2 separate regions of the Homo sapiens genome follow, and region 2 is linked to region 1. Evidence: read pairs that join two places in POLR2A ChIA-PET (ENCODE). Cell type or tissue: Panc1. All regions are shown on one strand. Region 1 overlaps IL27RA (interleukin 27 receptor subunit alpha). Region 2 holds the start of SMIM46 (small integral membrane protein 46).

Region 1 (4,000 bases):
GACTGGGTTTCACCATATTGGTCAGACTGGTCTCAAACTCCTGACCTCAGGTGATCTGCCCACCTCGGCCTCCAAAAGTGCTGGGATTATAGGTGTGAGCCACCTTGCCCAGCCCCTTGCTTCATTCTCTACTCAGCACTTATCACCATCTCATACACTGCTTAGATATTATTTAGTTTGTCTTTGCATGATCTTGGCTCACTGCAACCTCCACCTCCCGGATTCAAGCAATTCTAGTGCCTCAGCCACCTTCTGAGTAGCTGGACTACAGGCTGTGCCACCATGCCTGGCTAATTTTTGTATTTTTAGTAGAGATGAGGTTTCACCATGTTGGCCAGGCTGGTCTCGAACTCCTGACCTCAAGTGATCTGCCTGCCTTGGCCTCCCAAAGTGCTGGGATTACAGGCGTGACCCACCATGCCGGGCCTTCTATATATATTTTTAAAATTATATATAGGCCGGGCGCAGTGGCTCACACCTATAATCCCCGCACTTTGGGAGGCTGAGGTGGGTGGATCACGAGGTCAGGAGTTCGAGATCAGTCTGACCAACATGGTGAAACTGTCTCTACTAAAAATACAAAAATTAGCCGGGCATGGTGGCATGCGCCTGTAATCCCAGCTACTCAGGAGGCTGAGGCAGGAGAATTGCTTGAACCTGGGAGGCGGAGGTTGCAGTGAGCTGAGATCGTGCCATTGCACTCCAGCCTGGTGACAAAGCGAGACTCTGTCTCAAAAAAAAAAAAAAAAAATGGAACCATACCACGGAATTTTAACATCCTTTTATCTTTTTCACTAATAAAATATGACAAGCATCTTTCAATGTCAATAAATATAGATTGGCATCCTCATTTTTAATGGCCGAATGAAAGCTCGTTACATTGATAGCCAAGAGGGAATTGAGGACACCATGTATGGTCCCTGGGCCAAAGAGGCCCACGTGGGGACAAGGGGTGGGGCTGACTGATGGGTGGGTCTTGTGGGGGCTGGGAGGACAGGTCAGCAGGCAGGGAAGCTCACCATTCATGCAGACGGAGGGGCTGGTTCCACTCTGTGCACACAAGGTGTAGTGGGTGAGGTGGCCTCGAAGCTGGTGCCTTGGGACCTCTCCCCACGCTATGGCGGGGGTCCCTGGAGGGGCATCTTGGAGTCGCCAAAGCGTTGGCCCCACTAGGGGTGCTGGGGAGGAAGGCAGTAGGTCAAGGTCGGCCTGGGTTACAGAAGCCCCCCCATCCTCCAGCCCCACTCTTACCTAATTCCTCCCTGAACCCCCAGACGGAGGATGCAGAGGCCAAGCCTGAAGCAGAGACTGCGGTCACAGTGATTCGATAGGGGACCCCGACAGTGAAATTCCCTGAGTGACAAAGAAATAAAGACCAGTTAGAGTTGGCTCTCCTTCCCATGCTCATTTCCTAGGTGTCTTCACTGGGGTCCCCAGAAGGACACCCTGAGATAAGGATCTGACTGTAAGTCATTTATCTAGGAGGTAATCCCAGAAAACCCCAATAGGGCAGTAGGGGAGTGAAATGGGGAAGGAACAGGTTCTCACTGTGGACAACTGAGACGCAGTCCCATGGGGGACCTCTAGGGGCCAGCAGAGAGCAGGCATCGCAGAGTCAGCCCAGCTCAGGGGGACGGAGCTGGGGTATTTATCCACCAAGCCTCATTAGTCATGCTGAGGGCTGTTCCTGAGGGCTCTTCTCAATATTTCCATCTTGCTTCTCAGGCAGGCAAAATGCCTCAGTGACCAGAAAAAGCCCTTAGGCCAGGAAACAAGTGTGGGCAGCTGGGAGAGAGGCCTAAAACCTCTGAGGTGGTCAAACAGATATGAGCAGGCAACTGACAGCACCTACCATGGTAGCTGAGGGTGCTGCACTCTCTCCCCTAAACCCTATCACATCCACATAGCCTTCCCCAACTGGGAATTTTCCATAATTGGGCCTTCGCTTCTTTGGTTCATATATCCTTGTGGGTCTTGGGACTGTGTCCTAAATTTCTTACCCAACATCTTCACAGTTCTTCCAAGTTCATTAATTAATTAATTTATTTATTTATTTATTTATTTATAAAGATTTCTTGCCAGGTACCGTGGCTCATGCCTGTCATCCCAGCACTTTGGGAGGCCAAGGCAGGTGGATTGCCTGAGCTCAGGAGTTCAAGAACAGCCTGGGCAACATGGAGAAACCCCACCTCTACAAAAAATACAAAAACTGGCTGGGCTTGGTGGCGCATGCCTGTAATACCAGCTCCTCAGGGCGCTGAGGTGGGAGGATTGCTTGAGCCATGGAGGTCGACGCTGCAGTGAGCTGAGATCACGCCACTGCACTCCAGCCTGGCTGACAGAGTGAGACTCATCTCTTAAAAAAAAAAAAATGCCGGGTGCGGTGGCTCATGCCTGAAATCCCAGCACTTTGGGAGGCTGAGGAGGGCAGATCACGAGGTCAAGAGATCGAGACCATCCTGGCTAATATGGTGAAACTCCGTTCCTACTAAAAATACAAAAAAAAAAAAAAATTAGCCGGGCGTGGTGGCGGGCGCCTGTACTCCCAGTTGCTCGGGAGGCTGAGGCAGGAGAATGGCGTGAACCCAGGAGGTGGAGCTTGCAGTGAGCCGATATCGCACCACTGCACTCCAGCCTGGGCGACAGAGCAAGACTCCAAAAAAAAAAAAAAAAAAAGGGCCAGGCATGGTGGCTCACCCCTGTCATCCCATCATTTTGGGAGGCCAATGCGGGTGGATCTCTTGAGGTCAGGAGTTTGACACCAGCCTAGCCAACATGGTGAAACCCCGTCTCTACTAAAAATAAAAAAATTAGCTGGGCATGGCGGTGGGGGCCTGTGATCCCAGTCACTCCCCAGAGGCTGAGGCACGAGAATCGCTTGAACCCGGGAGGTGAAGGCTGCAGTGAGCTGAGATCACACCATTGCACTCCAGCCTGGGTGACAGAGCCAGCCTCCATCTCAAAAAAAAAAAAAAGAAAAGTTAGGCTGGGCATAGTGGCTCATGCCTGTAATCCCAGCACTTTGGGAGGCCAAGGCAGGCAGATCACTTGAGGTCAGGAGTTGGAGACCAGCCAAACCAACATGGTGAAACCCCGTCTCTACTTAAAAAAAAAAAAAAAAAATTAACCGATTGTGGTGGTACGCTCCCATAGTCCCAGCTACTCGGGAAGCTGAGTCACGAGAATCACTTGAACCCAGGAGATGGAAGTTGCAGTGAGCTGAGATGGCACCATTGCACTCTAGCCTGGGCCACAGAGTGGGATCTTGCCTCCAAAAAGCAAAAAAAAAAGTCTTGTGTGAATTCACGCTATTTATTTATTTATTTATTTATTTTTTGAGACTGAGTCTCACTCTGTCACCCAGGCTAGAGTGCAGTGGCGCAATCTCGGCTCACTGCAACCTCCACCTCCCAGGTTCAAGCGATTCTCCTGCCTCAGCCTCCCGAGTAGCTGGGACTACAGGCATGTGCCACCACGCCCCACTAATTTTTGTATTTTTAGTAGAGACGGGGTTTCACTATGTTGGCCAGGCTGGTGTCCAACTCCTGACCTCAGGTGATCCGCCCCTTTCGGCCTCCCAAAGTGCTGAGATTACAGGCATGAGCCACCAAGCCCGGCCATCACGCTACTTTAATCATAGCACTCCCTCTTACAAGTCCACCCATCCGTCTGCTCTAACAGCGGGGATGGAGACCCAGGTGTCCCAGGGCCTCACCTGGTAACAGAGCACTGAGGTTCCCAGGGGGAAGCCGGACCCAGTTGAGTTTCTCCAGGGGGTCCCCATCTCGAGCCCAGTCCACTACATGCTCCAGTGGTTCCCCAGGCCCCGGTTGCCAGGTCACCAGTAGCTCCGTGCTCCCAGCGATGCTGCTGACTGCCACGCTACGGGGGGCAGAGGCTGAATCTGGAGGGTGGAGAGAAGTCTCAGCTGCCCACTCAGGAAGTCACTTCCCACCCCTCCAGGGCACCGAGCTGAGGAAGGTCACAGTCTCTTACCCAA
Region 2 (4,000 bases), 64 kb before region 1:
GAGAGGGCCAAGAAAAAAGACTAAGGCCCAGGCTCTGGCCAAGTTGGAAGAATGGAGAGGGAGCAGCGGCCCCAGGGGGCAGGCGCCCAGGTCAGACAGCCAAGTGGGGCTCAGGTCGTGGCTGGCACTGGCTGAAGATACCCCTGGGAGCTGGCCCACAGGGGAAGGGGCAGAGCTAGTAAAAGGGAGCCCCCGATCCCCAGGACACAAGCAGATCCTGGCAAAGAGAGAAAAGCACCCCCCAAGAAGACCCTAGATGGGAAGAACTAGTGCCGTGTAACATCCTATGGATGCCTAAGACGGCCAAACACCTTCTGTGCCTTGGCAGTTGTATGGGTGCCCAAGAGGTCTTATCAAGGCAGCTCTCCCCTTAGCGCAACCGCGTCTACAGAAACTCGGAGGGCCCTATCTGTCCCTCCTCCACACCCAGTGGCCTCTGGGTTGGGTTTCTCTTCCTGCTCCCACCCCACGGCTCCCTAGCTCCCCCTGCAGGCAGGGTTCTGGGGACAGACAGCCGAACAGACACGGCAGGTCTCATGAGCCTTCCCAGCCACCGTAGTGCCGGTGCCCTGAGAACAGGACTGAGTGATGGCTTCCAACTCCAGCGATGGTGAGGCTGAGTCCTGTTACTATAGCAACTTCCTAGGCACACTCTGCCCCTTAAGTCAGGGAGGGGCTGCAGCGGGGTCTGGGGCACAGGCGAAGAGAAGAAGGATGTGAACCCCTGGCTGGCCCTGGAAACGCCTCCTGTACAGCCCCGGGCTGTGCGGCCTGGGGAAGAGAGAGGGGATCGGTGGCCCAGTTCAGACAAGGGAGGATGGTCCACCCGGCAGGGGGCCAGCTCAGAGAGGGGTGGTGGAGTGGTCCATCCCAGTGTTGGGGTTCAGCTCAGACTGTAGGATGAGCCATCCCAGTGTTGGGGTCCAGCTCAGAATGGGGGTCGTTCCAGCCAGTGTTGGGGTCCAGCTCAGAGTTGTGTCATTTAGGTAAGCCCAGAGCAGGGAATCCAGGCTCCACTGGAGGAATCAGCCAGCCTCGAGTAGGGGGCCCAGCCCAGGCTGGGCATTCCTGCCCCAGAATTCCCAGGACAGCCAGATTTCAAAAGGGCAGAAGGTCTGAGATTGTTGTCCGGAGGAAGGGGGTTCTGTGGCTGGGCTCCTTCCGAGAGAGACCCCAAGCCCCTTGCCCAAATTGATATTCTGCTGTTGCAATTCCCCATTCCCAGGGCGAGTTTCTAGATTTCTGCTTTCTGCTGTGGTCCTGGCTTTTCAAGGGGTGTCAAGGAGTTTTCCCTATGAACCCAAATGGAATCTGGACCAGAGTGAGAGCTGGCACCCCCCGTGTGGGAGATGTGGGCAGGGCGGCAGGCTGTACAGGCCAGCAGCTGGCTGGGTTACCATCCTCTGCCACTTCCTGTTGCTAGCAGGGGTCCTGGATGCCGGGCACACTCAAAGAGGCTGCCACTGACCCTCTGCTTCTTTTGGGATCTGGAAAGAAGGAGGAAGATGGTCAAGGCTGCCTCCCCCTCCCCCACCCCTGGGTTTAGCCGCTCGTTTCCGGTTTGGACTTTCATGGCCGAGAGTAGAGCCAAGCACAGGGCAAGGTTTGAGAGAGGCCAAGGACATCCCGGGATGCCTTTCCCCTCTCCACCCCCGCATAGGAGCAAAACAAAAGAGTCAGATATACCCATTTTCTCTCTCAGGATAGCAGGATTTGGGGGTTCCACATTGAAAGGGAGTTCAGGGGAGGAGGCAGGGTGGCTCTTGTCGCCCCCCGCCCCAAGCCTTTCTCTCCAGCTGTTCTTTCAGCGAATTAAGGGAGCTCTGGGGCCTCTTTAGCCCCTAAGGAGTCTCTGGCTGTTGCCTGATCCTGAACCTTAACTCTTTCCCCTCTGCCCAGTGGGCACTGCTCTGGGCACATCAGGCGCTGTCCTCTGCACAGTCCAGTGCCCACTGAGGAAGGCAGGGCCTGGCGTCCTGGGAGCAGTGAAGTCCGTGGAAAGGGAAGTTAGTTTTATCGCCCCGCCCTGGGGCACGCAGGCCAGCCAGAGGGACACCCTCGGGAGAATCTTCCCATTGCCTCCTGCCAAGGGAGCCCTCTGCAAACCTTGGCTAGCTTGGAGCAGGTACCTTTAAAAGCTTCTGTGGCAACCAGCTCCTCCTCCCTGGTCCCCTGAGGCCATCCCAAGGAAGCTGACTTAGAGGCTCTGCGTTTTCCTGGTTTCTCAGCAAAAGGAAGATTCCAGGGAGAGCCCAAGGGGGCTGGGGATGGATCTGGGATCAGGCAGCAGCCAGGGTGGGGACTTGGAGACCACCTTCCAGCTGTGGCTGCAGCTGCTCCTCTGGGCCCACCTGGCTGTACGTTTCCTGGGCTACCTGCACCGCACCTTCCGGGGGCCTAAGCCACAGCCAGCACCCTGAGCCTCCCTGGCCAGGGGGCAGAAGGCCGCCAGATCACCCCATCCCACCCACCCTTTATTCTACCCTTTCCTGGAAGAGACAGGAAGCAGAGGTGAGTGTGGGGCCTCTTGATTGAGGTTACCTGCCCCTCCCCCCCATCATCCCTCTCTCTGCCTGCTCCTCCTGGCACTGGCCTCCCCCATGCCCCATCCCCAAATCTGACAAGCTAACAGGGCTAGTGGCACCAGAGGGGACAGAGCCTGGGCGCTCTGGTCCTTTGAGAGGCCAGAGAAGGGCCATGCTAACAGCAAGGCACCCTGTGGAGCGACTCTGTGGGGCACCAGCGGACAGCCAGGGGCTGGGAGCTCAGCGAGTCGGGGAGGTGCAGGATTCAGCAATTCTTTCCTTTTTGCTAAGAGCAAAGGGAAAACGGACCAGACCTTTTGGATTCCCTTCAAGCCTGGCACCTCTCTGCCTTCTTGTGTGGGTGAAGGTAGAATCCCAAGAGGGCACCCTCCACCCTCCCCACCCACTGCTGAATTCTGTGTGGATTATTTGGAGGTTTCCAAGGAAGATGTTTTCTGTCACAAAGGTTCTATGACTGAAGCCAGGCACAGTGGCTCATGCCCGTAATCCCAGCACTTTGGGAGACTAAGGTGGGGGAATCCATTGAGGCCAGAAGTTGGAGACCAGCCTGGGCAACATAGCAAGACCCCATCTCAAAACAAAATAAAACACTCAAACAAAGGTTCTGCTAGTGAAAGTGTTGGATTTGGTGTGACCCCCAGGCTCAGGCCCCTGGGCTAGTTGGTGGCCCAGCCAGGCACCCATCTAGGACTCCTGGCCATTCATTGCCTATCCCCTCTCCGCCTGGTCATTTATTGTGGGGCCTTCTTGGCCACGGTCTCTCTCCATCTGCCATCTACCACTTTCTTTTTTTTTTTTTTGAGACAGAGTTTCACTCTTGTTGTCCAGGCTGGAGTGCAATGGCGCGATCTGAGCCCACTGCAACCTCTGCCTCCCGGGTTCAAGCAATTCTCCTGCCTCAGCCTCCTGAGTAGCTGGGATTACAGGCATGTGCCACCACGCCCAGCTAATTTTGTATTTTTAGTAGAGACAGGGTTTCTCCATGTTGGTCAGGCTGGTCTCAAACTCCCAACCTCAGGTGATCTGCCTGTCTCAGCCTCCCAAAGTGCTGGGATTACAGGCGTGAGCCACTGCACCCAGCCACCATCTACCACTTTCTAGCTCCATGAGGGCTCTTCTCTCTGAATGCTGAGGGAAAGCTCTGGAGACAGGTAGTGGGGGTGGCTCCCCACAAGGCCATGTGGGATTACTGGCAGGCAGATAACCAGCAATGCCAAAGGGCAAGTGTACAGGGCCCCTCGGTGGCAGCAAACCCAGGAACATCAGGGGGTTGAAGGCAGCTCTGTCCACATTGGCCACCCTGGTGCACTGGACTCAGCACTGAAACCAATGGCTGAGTTGGCAGTGAAGTAGTTAATCTCATGGGATGTGGGGGCAGGCAAGTGACCTCAGACCTGATCAGTCTTCTCCTCTGTACAGTGGGAATAACAGCAGCTCCCACCCCACAGGGTGAG

Evidence for each region. Peaks named below come from ENCODE experiments on the same cell type or tissue, not always from the same donor. Only the 100,000 strongest peaks of a DNase experiment are listed, where the experiment ranks them.
Region 2: POLR2A ChIA-PET joins it to region 1 with 11 read pairs; 6 of 35 experiments call an interaction of 5 or more read pairs at or near these places.

Annotation. Positions count from the first base shown.
Region 1 is chr19:14,046,334-14,050,333 of GRCh38, reverse strand. IL27RA (interleukin 27 receptor subunit alpha) reads right to left here. Exons shown (of 14, transcript NM_004843.4): 7 at 3,997-4,000; 8 at 3,716-3,904; 9 at 1,252-1,353; 10 at 1,020-1,178. Among named protein-coding and RNA genes, the nearest start is that of PALM3, 14 kb to the left of the region's middle. In Panc1, CTCF peaks have their summits at 1,343 and 1,587; a DNase peak (open chromatin) is centred at 1,583.
Region 2 is chr19:14,110,744-14,114,743 of GRCh38, reverse strand. The region is part of intron 1 of PRKACA (protein kinase cAMP-activated catalytic subunit alpha); the gene reads left to right. It overlaps SMIM46 (small integral membrane protein 46), which reads left to right and starts at 2,268. Exons shown (of 1, transcript NM_001414411.1): 1 at 2,268-2,420. The coding sequence starts at 2,268. The coding sequence ends at 2,420. RefSeq lists an enhancer at 1,126-1,813. In Panc1, no CTCF peak of the experiment used is centred here; no DNase peak of the experiment used is centred here; H3K4me3 peaks cover 211 bases; H3K27ac peaks cover 1,055 bases.